Regions from separate parts of the Homo sapiens genome. Here region 1 is linked to region 2. Evidence: chromatin contacts called from ENCODE Hi-C data. All regions are on one chromosome and are shown on one strand. The core of a region is the stretch at or near the end of the contact, and the rest is flanking DNA. Distances in the headings are between cores, read along the strand shown.

Region 1 (7,288 bases), core at 4,595-7,094, 3.9 Mb after region 2:
GTATATAGGGTAAATCCTATAATACAAGAGCAAATTCAACAAGTTTGAGGAAGAGAAATAAGGCTGGTGTCACTGCGGTGGTGGAGAGTGGTGGGAGATGAGGTTGAAGAGGTGGTCGGGGATGCCGTACAGGGCTCCACGGGCCCTGCATGGAGGAGGAGTCTGGACTTTATCACAGGTGCCATCAGCAGACATGGAGGGATTCTAAGATGAGAAATCACATGATCTGATTTATGTCTTAAGACTTATGATTTATGAAACTCTAGCTGTGCTGTGGTGAATGAGGACAAGAGCAGAAGCAGGAAAACCATTTAGAAAGCTATTACAAGAGCACAGAAGAGGGATGATGGTTTGTATTAGGGTGGTAGCAGTGGAGACCGAAAGAGACATTTTGGAAATGTTTTGGAGGTAAAGTTGACCTGAATTCTGAGGATTGTGAAAACGGAGGAAAAGAGAAGAATCAAGAATATCTACATGCTTTTTGTGTTGAGCAATTGGTGGGTGGTAATGCCATTTAATTTGAAGCCTGAGAGAATGAAGAATTCTATTAGTGTAGTATTTCCTTCTTTCCTTGTGCAGCCTTAAGCTTGCAGACCATGGATTACACCACTCTCTTTTATTTTCCTTCCCTACTTGCCCTTTAGTCCTTCTTATATAAAAGAACTTCATCTATCTGCATCCTCTACTCTTATCCTGTCTTGAACTCACTGCAGTTTGGCTACTATCCCCATTTTACTAATAAACTCCTTCTTGCCGAACACAACAATGACCTCCTTACTAAATCCAAAAACTTCAGTCCTCTTTTTCTTTGCTTTGCTTTTTTTTTTTTTCTTGAGACAGAGTCTTGCTCTGTTGCCCAGGCTGGAGTGCAGTTGTGCAATTTCAGCTCATCACAACCTCTGCCTCCTGGGTTCAAGAGATTCTTGTGTCTCAGCTCCTGAGTAGCTGGGACTACAGGTGTGTGCCACTACACCCGGCTAATTTTAGTAGAGATGGGGTTTTGCCATATTGGCCAGGCTGGTCTCGAACTCCTAACCTCAGGTGATTCGCTCACCTCGGCCTTCCAAAGTGCTGGGATTACAGGTGTGAGCCACTGCAGCTGGCCACAATCCTCTTTTTCTTGACTTCTAGCTGGCATTTAATACTGCTGATGTTTCCTCCCCTGGCTCCTTTGAAACTACTTGTTCCTGGTCCTCCTACCTCTTGGGATATTTTTCCCCTGTATTTTTTCTTTCCTCACTTTTTAAATATCAGGGTTTTCATAGGGTTCCAAAGTAGATCCTCTTCTTTCCTTTCTCTATGCCTTCTCTTGGGGATTTCATCTACTTCCATGAACTATTCCTTATTCTGATGACTCCAGCATAGATCTCTCTCCTGAGTTCTAGACTTCCCTGTTCAATTATGTAGTAGACAGCTTCACTTTGATATTCTATGGACACTTCAACTCAACATGTTGAAAACTAAACTAATTACCTTCACTCCACAACCTGCTTTTCCTCCTGAGGTCCCTATCTTGGACCTCAGGATATATCTGCAGGATATAATGGGAGCAGATTTATGGCTTATGAAAATGGAAGGATAGCATTGATGGAGGATACCATCAATAATCAAATTCTGTTGGTTCTATGTCCTTAATATATCTTAAACCCTTTCAATGCTTCCTCTCTCCATGTCCATTCTTGCTACCTTAGTTTAGACATGCATCATTATTTCTTTCTTATAATGTGATATGGTTTGGCTCTGTGTCCCATCTCAAACTGTTAGCCCCACGTGCTGAGGGAGGGACCTGGTGGGAGGTGACTGGATCATGGGGGCAGTTCCCTCCATGCTGTTCTCACGATAGTGAGGGAGTTCTCATGAGATCTGACGGTTTTAAAAGTGTCAGTTTCCCCCGCAAGCTCTCTCTCTCCTGCTGCCTTGTGAAGGTGGCTGCTTCCCCTTCGCCTTCCACCATGATTGTAGGTTTCCCCAGGCCGGAGCACAGTGGCATGATCTCTGCTCATTGCAACCTCCGCTTCTGTGGTTCAAGTGATCCTCCTGAGGAGCTGGGACTACAGGTGTGTGCCACCAGGCCTGGCTAATTTTTTTTTTTTTTTTTTTTGTATTTTTGTAGAGACAGGGGTTTCACCATGTTGCCCAGGCTGGTCTCAAACTCTTGAGCTCAAGCAATCTGCCCACCTCAACCTCCCAAACTGCTGGGATTACAGTAGTGTGCCACTGCACCCAGCTGAGAGATCTTTCTAAAATGAACATTTGATCAGTTCACTATGCCCCTTAAAATTCATCAGTGGTTCTCCACTGGCCTTAGAATAAGTTCAAACTTTTTAGGATAACATACTCAACCATGCTAATCTTTCTGGATTTCTCCTCCAGGACTTCTGCCATGCATTTATACAATGTATTTATTTAGAACCTACTTGCCAGGCTCTGTTCTTCACCCTCAACTCCCTGCACACAGCTTTTTCCCTAAGGTCTTTACACATAGTACTTTCTTTGCTTGGAATATCTTTCCCTGTAACCTGCCCACTTGTCTGGCTTACTTCTACTTATCCTTCAGAACGCATCTCAAGATTCACCTTGTGTGGTTAGAGACCCTATGCGTGGTCAGGGTTAGGCACCATTCTTATGAGCTCCCCTGTTGATATCATCTCACTGTTGCGTGATCAACTGTATATTCATCTTTGTTCTCATGATACTATAATGTCCTTCAGAGCAGAAACTGTGTCTTATTCATCTTTGTATTCCCAGCACCCAGCACAGTACCTGACACACAGCAAGCACTCAATAATGAATAAAGTGGCAGAGTTGGGTTTCAAAGTCAGGTCTTTTCTCTCTGGCACAAATCTCACATTTCTTCATGCTACTTCTCAATACTGTGAATTTGAAAAATTCCAAGAGCTGAGCTAGGTCTATTTTTGCCTAGCACTAATTAAAACACAGGCAAATAGATTATTATTAGTTCCATGAGGATTCAGTTGATTATTTTTTTGTACACCCCTTCCTCCATCATTCCACCACTTTGATCATCAGAGTACTTAGGATTACCTATATCTAAAATGACTGAAAGGCTAGGCATGGTTGAGTGCACCTGTAGCCCCAGCTACTCAGGAAGCTGAGGTGGGAGGCTTGCTTGAGCCCAGGAGTTGGAGGCCAGCCTGGGTAACACAGTGACACGTTGTCATAATAAATAAGTGAGTAGACTGAAAGAACTTTCTCTATACTTTTATATCCTTTTGTAACTCTTATCCTGTTGCTTCCATAATACCACTGAGGCAGGGAGAGACTAAGTACATGGGGAGCAAGGTAAATTTTATTTTTCTGTCAACAGACACTAAAAATGGATACATCAATAGAAAGTCATTTCCCATCATTTCCCTCAAGGTTCCTATGGATAGATATTAAAGGTTCAGTGCTTAAATTTAACATTGCAAAATCCAGCTAAAATTGAAATTTTTATGTAGTGAGTTCAATCTCATCACAGAAGTTTGTAAATGGGAGGAACCTTAGAAATCCTTTAGTCCAGCACTTTCATTTAAGCTTCCACGAAGAAACTGACATAAGACCTACAATGGCTCACTCAAGGTCATCCAGGCTATCGATGCCATTATACATCTTTTTCAAAGGGCTTCATTTTCCATCTAAACAAATTATCTACATCAGAATCCACCTATTTACATAGGGCTTATCTTTCTGATATTGCCTTTGCAATATCCTTGTTATAAAGAGGAAGGAACTGAAAACAAACAAAACAAAACAAGGTTGTCTTGTCCAGGGACATAGAGGAATTGGTAAAAAAGACAATTAGTACACAAAGTGATGGGGTTTCCTATTTGTAGTGTAGCCTTGTAGTCACACTGTGTTCTCCGAATGCCACAATGCTAACCCAAAATTACTTGTCCTTCCTGGGCCTGGATTCCATTCAATTTTATGCCTTGTTTAGTCTAAATGATTTCCCCAGCTTCGACATGTATTTATTTATTTATTTATTTATTTATTTATGCGTTTCATTTTAGAAGTATACTTAAATCTACTCTTTACTCGAGTTTGTCTTAGTTCTAGTGCTGAGGAATGAAGATTCTGGGTAAAAGAAATCAAGATGATGTTTTTTTTTTCTAGGCTTTACATTTCAAGGATTGTTTCTCAAATGGCAACTGGCAGTCTACTCCTCAAATGATGACGTTTTCCACAGGAATTACAATTTAATTGGAATATTTTGTTTTCAATGGGAAGCAAAGATTTCTTTCCAAGAGGATCAGTTTGATAATGTTTTACCAGCTAGTGCTACGAGACCAAATATAAACCAGTTCTGAGAAACAGGAAGTGAACTGACTGGTCTAGTCTGAGTGTCCCTGGCAGTGACGCAAATACAGAAATCAAATTAGGAAAACAAGATATGTGGGTGTGAGGCAATCGATAATAATCCAGGATGCTACAACATAAGCAAGAATGCCTTTAACCCGATGCCATTCATTTTAATAACACCCTGAGCAGTTTGATTTCCACGGAACACGCTGGTGATTAGAGAGCAGCAGGAGCTTGGGTTCCCTAGCAACAGCATGTGCTTTTGAGACAGTCATTAGCCTTTCAGTTAATCCCATCAACCCCTTACCTCTAAATGTATGACTGACATAAAAAAAATGATGTTTTAGAAAGTGCTTTGAAATTTCCAGGAGTGCAATGGAAGGGAATAATCATAATTAAAAAGTTGTCTGGAGAACTACACTCCAGTGAAGGAAGTAATGTTCCTACGTGCCAAGCCTGTCCGTATATTTCCCTGCTCTCAGTTGTAGGTTTCTGAATCCCCTGTGGCAAAGGGCAAGGGAGGTGAAATTGTTCAGAGTTTCAGGCAGTCTTCTCACCTAAAGTGAGTAGTATTGCAATGTCTCTTGGAATCATGGCTCTGAAGATGAGGAGAGAAGCGGGATGGGCAGTTTGTGTGGTGAGGAGGCTGGCTGCAGGTAGGCTGGGAGGGAATGTCACACATAGTTTTCTTTCTCCTTTAAGCCGAATGAGGTATGCTGGTCAAAGGAACTTGGGGAAGGAGGATGGTGAGGGGAATGAAGTTCTTCTTCCTATTGATTGTTTTGTTGCACCAGAGGCTGTTTGTCCAAGGCCACTGGCCAAGAGCATTATTTTCGTGGCTAAAGTGAGGTTGGGCAGGTTTCCCATCCCTTTCACTAGTTTTGAACAAGACAACCCAGAAAGCGCAGCAAGGCTCTGGGAATATGATGTGGGTTGGCTTTTCCTACTCAGCTGCACCTTAAAGCGCCAGGCCGATGGGCTGATACTTCTCAAACCCTGAATCATTGCCTCCAGCTCTGTCCTGGGTTCAGGATGCACCACTCCACCCTCTGTGTAGCTTGGGGTCAACTTCGGGGCGTCACTCCAATAGTAATTATTGCTGCGTTTGGCTGGACATCCTTATTACGGCCTGGGTCCCTCTCAGCTGGAAACTGGGCTCCTTCAGTTTGGCTGGGGTGACTTCTAGCACTTCCCGCCGCCCCACCTTACCCCCCTGCGCGCTCCCTTCCCAAGGCGACCACCTGCACCGCCCCACTTACCATCTGCCCCGCGGGGAGGGCCCCCCGGGCTAGCGGAGCCCTCCCTGCTCCCGGGCGGCTCTGGAGGAGCTCGGTGTTTGCCTCTAGCCCTTCGCTACCGGAGGATCAGGTTCCTCCCCTCCTCCCCCTCCAGCTCCGGCCGCCGCCGCCGCCGCCGCCGCCTCCTTCTTGCATGACACAGCAGAACCGCAGCTGCTGCAGCAATTTCAAGCCATCCGCCCAGGAAGCGCCGCAACCGGGACTCGGGAGGGGTGGAGGGGGCGAGGCAGAGGCCGCGGCCCCAGGGGATCCTTGGCCCCACTGTGCACCACACACTCCTTTCCCAGCCCAGGGGCACGCGAACAAAATGAGGCTCAAGCTGACCAGGCCGAGCCGGAGGAACGCTGGGGCTTGGCAGCAGAAGGGATGGGACCAGAGAGAAGGGTGTGGAGGAGACCCCAGTGAGGGCCAGGACATTTCAGGTAAAGAGAGGTAAGAAGAGGCCCAGAAGTCAAGGGCCAGACTGTGAAGGTGATTAGAGGTCAAAAGAGGTAAGGAGGTAGAGTTGCAAAGAAGAGAGGCCGAGCTGGGAAGGGCGTGGGGGTGGGGGTAGCTGCAGGGGAGGGTGGGGGGTACAGTCTTTGGGGAGGCCCGAGCTGAGCCCCCAGGCAGAAAAGGGGCTGAGTTGGGAGGCAAGGGAGGTAGGAGGAAAGGGATGAAAAGAATTAGGCATGAGATAGGAAGGTAAAACTTGGGAGAGATATTATAGAATTAGAAGGGTTGGAATGGAGCTCATTCATCATGGCTGATGAAGTAAACTGATGAGGTGGAGAGAGACAGAGTCAAGGCAAGGCCAAACGAAAAGATCTTCCATCCCACTCTTCAGTTTCTTGCGAAGTTTTTCTTGATTCCGCCAATCCACACAGTTTCCTTTATAAAATGGAAAAGCATGAACTAAAAAACCCAGAAATAGCTATCTGGCTTAGATTTACAGGATAAAATCTCCATGTCTGTAAAAACTTTAAGGCAGAAATTTGGGATTTATGGTACAAACCCTTTAAGGGACTGTGAGTCAGTAATACCCACAGCACTCAACATTGTGAGTTTCCACACATCCCTGGACTTGAGTGAGTCTTTCCAAGTGTTTGTTAATGGTACAAATGATGACAAAATTAGTGGTTCAAAAATATTAAAGTGCACATGCTTTTTGCTTTCTCTATGTATACAGAGATTACATATATGTATACTTTCTAGCGTCTAGCAAGTATGGTATGGCTAGGGATAATTATGTTTTTCTGATTATTTTGTTTCCCATCAAACACCCCACGAATTTTACAGCAGACCGCCTTCTTGTCACCATTTGAAAGAATGTGGTCAGAAAAGTAATGCAAAAACTGCCACTTTGGTTTTGTCTGTACCTTCCAGGTCATATCTCCGTACCTCACTTCCTGACACAAACAAGTTTTCACTGTTGTCAGCAACAAAGCCCTAATATAGCTGCGGAAGAGAAAAACTGCATTGCATTTTGCCTCCTGCAAGCATCATCAACAGTTACTGGAGGAACGTAATTCCAGAAAGCTTGAAAGCCGTGGTGATGGTAATTATGTATCAAATGCCTGGTTCTATTTCTGTTATTATTGTTTTGTCATTTCTGTTTTCCCAGCGATCTGACTGAACTCGCAGAGGGACAAATCCAGTTTTTCTTTTTGACTTTTGTCAAACTAAATCAGGCCTGATAGAAAACTCAT
Region 2 (7,166 bases), core at 2,432-4,931:
AAGGTAAGAACAATCTGCTCAGGCTGAACTATATGCTGTCCTTGCAGTGATGAAAAAACTGAACAAGTATAAAAGTTCCATTTAAAAATAATCAAAGTTTGGGTGTGCCAATGGCTGGCCATATGGTCAAATAGATGGGTGATGAAAAACTAGTCTATTAGATGCCCCATGTGGGGCACCATCCTATGGAAATCACCATGGAATTTAGGGGCACATTAAAGTAGGACATGTCAGTGCCCACCAGAAGAACACTCTTCCAGGATCAGATGATGACTGGACCCAGTAAGTGGAAAACTTGGTGTGTTTACTTGAGGTGGGCATGTGGGTCCATGAAATAAATGGAAATGGGAGAGGTGTAGGAATGTAGGCATGGGCTGATTGTTGGCATATTTCTCTTACTCCCTCTGAGGCACAAAATACAAATAAATGCTTCAAGAGAGACGGAGACCGCAGGTGGCTATGGGCAGATTTCCTGGGGAGCAGGTGGCACACACAACTGACAAGTAACTACATCGGAATGCTGTGGTAGCCCCCAGAGACTATAAAAGGGTCCTGACAGGACTAGACATTTACTCTGGACTAGGCTTTGCACCCCCAGAGGTAGATGGATACAAAATGCTTAGAATACTGTAAAAGGACTGAAACAGAAGATACTGTGGCAATTTGGACCATCAAGTTATATTTCTTCAGACCAAGAAACACACTTTACAGCCCATAGTGTCTAATGATGGGCAAAAAGATATCACATCAAAATGGACTAGTGGTTTACTAGAGAATTGGAAAAGGTAATTGAAACTTTTTTTTTTGTCTAAAATAGGGGGTGATAAAGGCAGGAAGGGCTGACATATATACCTTCATGTGTATGCACATTCAACATGAGGGGGACAAGAGTGGGTCCCCACTTGACAAATTCTTTTATGGTGGATCTGGAGAAGGGATAGAGGAGGACACTGGTACAAACTACAAAATGATTTCTCCAGTCACCTCAACTTTTCTTTTTTTTTCCAGCCTGGGGCAGTGGTTGGAGACTGCAGGTGCTAGAAACAGGAATCATTCTTAAGCAAGAAACTTACCTTTCAACCTTTATGTCGGAATTGCTATGGGCCTAACGGGGTGGACTGTGTCTTCACCCCACCTGGCAAAATTCAGATTGATAGTGAATGCAGCTGTATTTCCTGGTGGTCAAGATAGCCCACTAGTTCTGTACCTATATATCCTTACTCTAAATAAAAGGGAATGAGCTGAAAGGAAGCACGAGCTAGACTGGTATTACTGCTGGCAATCTAGACCAGGACAGTGGCTAAGCCTAACAACTCTTCCAAAGGTGAAAACGTTTGGGTAAAAAATTATGACAAGTGAAAAATAGGAGAAATAGCCAAGGCACAGGAATAAATAAATGAAATAGGTAATGAGGAAAATCTAGTATTACACTGGTGTTTTGAGAGAGGCTCAGAGCAAGAGACTGTAGTCTCTTAGCTTAATTATCCTAGATGCCCAAAAAGGTAAAGTCAGTTTTCTAAGACTAGCCTTACTCTTAGAAGCTGAAAAGGTTGAATGGAAGCCTGCAAACTTGAGTGGCATTGCTCTGGGAGACATTCTGGTCATAAGATATAATGATGAACTGGACCAATTAATTGTTAATGACAGAGGTAATGAGCCATTATCTTTTGATTCTTATTTTTCAGGTTACATCTACTACAATACTGCAGATACAGTATAACATTGGTATTGCTGGTATGATTCCTCTCCCTTAGGTAAGTCAGTCATATGATGATGATCAAATGTATTGGAAAATTGAATCACGGCCTCCTTGGTATGTAATATCAATGAAAAATGGGCTGAGTAAGAACTGGATCTACTTAATTATGAGTTAATTTCTATGCTGAATATTTATGTACAAGTTTGTTAAAATGTATAAATAGCAGAATATTAAAATAGGAGATAATTATACTAGTTACAAACTAGGCTCTTTGTTAAAGAGAGCCTAGGCCAAGGGACAGTGGGTAGCCTGTGTGTAAATGATTAACTCAGCAGGCCTTGGTTGTCCAAACCTTGCACATTGTAAAGGTTTGGACCTTGCTAAACTCTTGGGAGATAGCCTCTGATGCCTTGGAATACCTTGCCTCATTAAGAGTATCTTTGTCTACCTGGGACCTTGGGCTATGTCAGATAGTAGTTTATGCTAACAATTGATTTATTGTGGTGGTGGTGGTGGTAGAGGCCTTGGACACACAGTATCAATTTTGACCCCTGGAAAGGCCAGAGACTAAGTAACTAAGGTCAGCCATGTGGGCACTGAATGTAAATATAACCAACCTGCAATAGAAACCAGTGACATCAAAGCTAGATGAGCTTCCCTGATTTGCAGCACTTCATATTATCTCACATTATGGCTGGGAGAATTAAGTGCTGTTTCTAAGACTCCACAGGGAGAGAACAACTGGAAGCTTGTGCTAGGTCTCATCTGGACCCTGCCGCATAGCAAGTGTCCCCAACCCTGAGGCCATGGACCAGTACTGGTCTATGGCCTGTGAGGAACCAGGCCACACAGCAGCAGGTGAGCAGTGGGCGAACGACCATTACCACCTGAGCTTTGTCTCCTGTCAGATCAGCAGCAACATTAGATTCTCATAAGAGCACAAGCCCTATTGTGAACTGTGCATGCAAGGGATCTAGGTTGTGTGTGCTCCTCATGAGAATCTAACTAATGCCTGATGCTCTGAGGTGGAACAGTTTCATCCCAAAACCATCCCCCAACATCTACAGAAAAATTATCTTCCCCGAAACTGGTCCCTGGTGCCGAAAAGTTTGGGGACCACTGCTATACGCCATTTACCTTTGCTGATTTTAATCTGTGTCCTTTCAGGGACATAATAAACCATAACCATGAGTATAATGGCTTCTCTGAATTCTGCAAGTCTTTGTAGCAAATTATTGAATATGAGTTGTCTTGAGGACCCCTGACCACACTCATAAACTATTTGCTTTTATGACAATAAATTGATGCAACTCTTTTTGGAGGAAAATTTGACAGTATCCTTATACCAGAAATTATGGGAATGTACCCCCAAAATATGTACGTATATATGCATTAGGCCACACATAAAAGGATATTTATGCAGTTCTGTTTGTCAGAGCCAATGACTGGAAACCCCTTAAATTCATTAATAAGGTACCAGTTAAAGAAATTCTGATTCATCCATTTAATGAAATCTGATGTACCAGTTTATAAAAAAGGAGACTAATATATATAAACTGATATGGAAAGTCTTTCAAGATAGATGACTGTGTAAGACAGAGTTAATTTATAGCTGGACTGGAAAAGCTCTATTTTTACCTCTGGGGAATTCTGGCTGTCCAGCTTTGACTCTTGGCCAAGATAAGAACAGTAAGATTAATGATGTGCTGTTTACTGTCTGAAACTCCCCCTGAGAGTTTCATGTCCCCCGCATGGCCAGTTTGTTTACTGATGGTTTTCATTTGGCAGAATCAGGAAGACAGCCTGGCTTGATGTCATGACTACAGGGGTCTAAAAACCCAGATGGGAACTTTTGCCTTGAGGTTTTCTGAAGCTAAGATGCATCACATAGATCTTGGTGTTTCAGTCTGAAGACAGGCAGTCTATGTGTGTGAATAAGGCCCCTGGAAAGCTTGCACCTGGGCCCCAATGCTTGCCACAGTATCTTTCTCTTGCTGCACCGTATCCTGTGCCTTTGAATAAAAGCCACACAGAAGAATGCTCTGTGAAGTCTTATAAGTCCTTTCAAATATCCAAATTTGTAAAATCTTTGCAATAGTCAAGTGACAAAAGCAAGGTCTAGAGCAATACGTAAGACTGTGGGAAGTAAACTTTCTGAAATGCTAGCAAGCAAAGGTGGAAAAAGCCATCAAGGACACATGTGGGAGAAGATTTTGATTCTTCCTACACAAGGATGTATTGTATTGGGTGTTCCAGTTGGCTTGAGGACCAGCAGAGCTTGCAAAAATTTCAGGGGCACAGACTGAAAATAAAAGAACAGTGGCATAGCCCAAAATAAAGCTTTTATCCAGCATGACTATACCTTGCACAGATAGTGTGACCAGTAGCTGTGTGACATCATGACTCTGGGGATCTTGGGAAACGTATGCTGAGAGAGGTTGCACCTTCACCAGGGTGGAGGCTGGATTCACAGGGCCCAAAGTCTATTCATTATGTAAGATATCTGAAAGGAGGCACCACAAACTCTAGCCACTCTTACAACAATATTTTGGTTAGAAACTATATTTAGAATTTCAATAGAAGAGGCCAGAAACACAGCTGCCCACATCTGAAAGAACCTCAGCAGTAACAGTGGGGGATTACCAAGCAACCAAGGAAAATAGAAACTCTCCCCACTCTGAGCTGCTGATGGTGACTCCTGTGACTGAGGGCAAAATGACGGCTGAAAGTGAGGGCTAGGAAATTTAAGGAAGAGAAAGGTGTGGCAAAGATGTGACAGAAGGGTTTTCTAGTTAGGTGAGGTGGAACCAAGTTGAGTGGAATGAGCACATGCGGCTGGAAGTGACACTGAGAAGCAGTGGCCCGACGGGGTCTTGCTTTCCTCTTCCTTTTGGGTCTCTTCTGCTCTCATTCTCTCGTCACTGTTACTGGAGAGAAATTAGGCAGAAGTCACAGTAGGAGCAGTAGGGATTTTCCTTTATTGCTCCTTATCCATTCCCTCTGTCACAGATATGTCATGAGGAGGCTAGGAAACAGAACCAAAGTACAAAAAGAAAGGCTTGGGGGAAGGTTTAAATTCAGTAGCATGGCAGTGTTTTCTCTGTTGGACTTTTTTATTTCCTGACCTGGTGCTGTAGGAAAAATGAGGTTGGAGGGGGTGGTAGCAGAGGAGAGGTGGGGATGATGGTAGAAGGACTGAAAGGAGAAAAAGAGAGAGAGATGTCCTATACTACAGAAGATAAATATATACCCAGCTTTGAAGAGATGTGTAAGGAAGTGATTCTGTTTAGTACTATTAAGCATGAATTCTTTAATATATTTTTAACCCTATAACTTTGGAATTCTTGAGAAAAATTACCTTTGTCCTCTATGAACAAAAATCAGTGTTCTTTCTCTCTCTCCACCCGTCCTTTCTCCCCATGTCTATCTATCTATATGCCAGATGATATATGAAGAAAATTTAGTTTTTAAGAACTCCTAGTAGGCACTGCAATAAGTGTAGTTATAAAAAGTATGTATGTGTAATTTTTTTTTATTCACCAATGAGTGTCCATAAGATCTCCACCTGGCAATAACATATGTTTGCGTGCCTCAATCAACAAAAGGTGGAAAGTCATGGCAGTGAAAAGATGATGAACAATGGGATGTTTCTGTCATGCCTGTGCACGGATTGGAGAGATGAGGCTATAAGCTTTACTTGGAAAAGCAAAAATGAATTTGGGAATGGACACATACAGAAATATTAAAATCTATATATACTAAAATATATACTCTTCAGTTTCATAAACATCCATTAAAGGAAAAAGCAGAGAGTGGGAAAAAGACAAAGGAGCAGAAAGAGAAAATGAAAGAGGAAAAGAGGAAAAAAGGAGAAAGGCAGAAAGTGGTAAAAGAAGATAAAGATACACTAAGAAGACAGACCTACAAGGAGGAAATAAGGAGAAAGAGACAGAGAGCCACAAAGAGCAGGACTACAGCTCACAGCCATTCCGGCATAGCCTCCATCTGTGACTTCACTCTGTGTATGAGTTTGTGCCTGGGACACCGTCATGCCCTTTGGAATTGTTTAGAATTGCTAAAGCTTCAGGAGCCAAGCAAATGCTGCAAGTGCCTCCATTTAAGCCCATGTGGCTACTGAACACTTGAAATGTGGCTGATCTCAATTCAAATGTCTGTAAAGATAAATGCACACCAGATTCTGAAGACTTTGGACAAAAAGAATGTGAAATATTCTGGATATATTTGGGTTAAATAAAATCCATTTTTAAAGTTAATTTCATTTTCTTCTTTTTGCCTTTTTAAATGTGGCTACAAGCAAATTTAAAATTACATTATGTGGCTCATGTTATATTTCTGTTGGAATGTGCTGTTTTCTAACATTGTGAGTCTCCTCATTAAAATTAAGGTTGGCAAAGTAAGTTTGCTAATGTCTGAATCCCCCAAACTGCTAAAAACATACCAATATGCTGGACTTTTTCATCGATGACTTCACAATGGTATGGCCACCGTGTTGGGCTCAATGGACCAGAAGAAGAGACACCATATAAATCCCTTGGTTCACGAAGACGTGGCACCCATCTCCCTAGCTGATATTCTAATAGTATCTGTGTAGTCCGGGGGAAGAAGGGATCACCAAAAGAGTCAGCTGAGAAAAAGATTCAAACACAATCATGAGTGGGAAGAAGAAAAATACCAACTCCTGTAATTTTTATATAGTTCCTTTTTTCCTTTCAACACTATTCAATGTGTGGGTATCATTATAAATGTTTTATAATTCATGGCACTGTTTATAAAAGTACTAATGAAATTTTGTGATGATTGATCTTCACAGTAGCCAAAAGATAGTTGACTTTTATACTATTAATTTATTCTAAAAGCTCACTACTGGTTTAAAAACATGTTTCTCGTAGCTTTTCTAGCAAATCATCTACTTTGACTCTTCTTAAATGTAGTCACACTATTTGTCTAACGAGTTAAATACAGTGATGAACTATAATTCCTCACCACTTCCTGGAACTGTATTCTCAAGGTTTGCTAGTGAACTCAGTCACAACTTTTTCTCAGTTCTCCTTCTAGAGCTACTGTGTGATACAATGCCAGGAACACAATTCACATAGACTAGTATGGGGCCACGCCAAGCAGGCTGTGCAGTGATCTGGTGTTTTGGTGTGATACTGTACGGCATCAATTTGACGTTGATGGTCACCCTCCTTAAGCGCACTTCTCTTATGATACATTTCCTGGGTTTCCCCCTCCCTTCCACATATTTGGTTTTCCATTTGTCTCACTGACTCCTCTTGCTCTTTCACCTCTGAAATGTGGCTTTTTGCCGAGATTTAGTTCTTGGTTATTTTTGTACAACAGCTGATACAGCAACTGGACTAGAGCTCAGATAACTGGATTCCTTCCCTTTTACCACTTTGTTTTTGTATGACTTTGTTTGGGCAAGGCAGCCTCTTTGAACATA

Evidence for each region. Hi-C counts contacts between places; a loop is a spot of excess contacts on that map. Pooled maps may share reads with other maps.
Region 1: a pooled map shows a loop between it and region 2 (15-fold over the local background). The contact joins the promoter of LINC-PINT here to the enhancer-like site in region 2. A Hi-C loop is called at or near these places in 2 of 37 single-sample maps with no recorded cell type and 4 of 50 pooled maps.

What each region holds. Positions count from the first base shown.
Region 1 is chr7:131,108,481-131,115,768 of GRCh38, reverse strand. It overlaps LINC-PINT (long intergenic non-protein coding RNA, p53 induced transcript), which reads left to right and starts at 5,844. Exons shown (of 8, transcript NR_170176.1): 1 at 5,844-6,032; 2 at 6,966-7,288. It also overlaps a transcript of MKLN1 not described here. RefSeq lists silencers at 4,279-4,338, 5,489-5,638, 5,719-5,768 and enhancers at 4,056-4,597, 6,992-7,288.
Region 2 is chr7:134,992,671-134,999,836 of GRCh38, reverse strand. AGBL3 (AGBL carboxypeptidase 3) reads right to left here. Exons shown (of 17, transcript NM_178563.4): 4 at 6,159-6,344. Among named protein-coding and RNA genes, the nearest start is that of AGBL3, 9.7 kb to the right of the region's middle. RefSeq lists enhancers at 3,447-3,516, 3,717-3,796, 4,177-4,296. Within about 2 kb of position 3,681, at least 3 of the 41 ENCODE cell types and tissues checked have a DNase peak (open chromatin) inside an H3K27ac peak, as active enhancers do.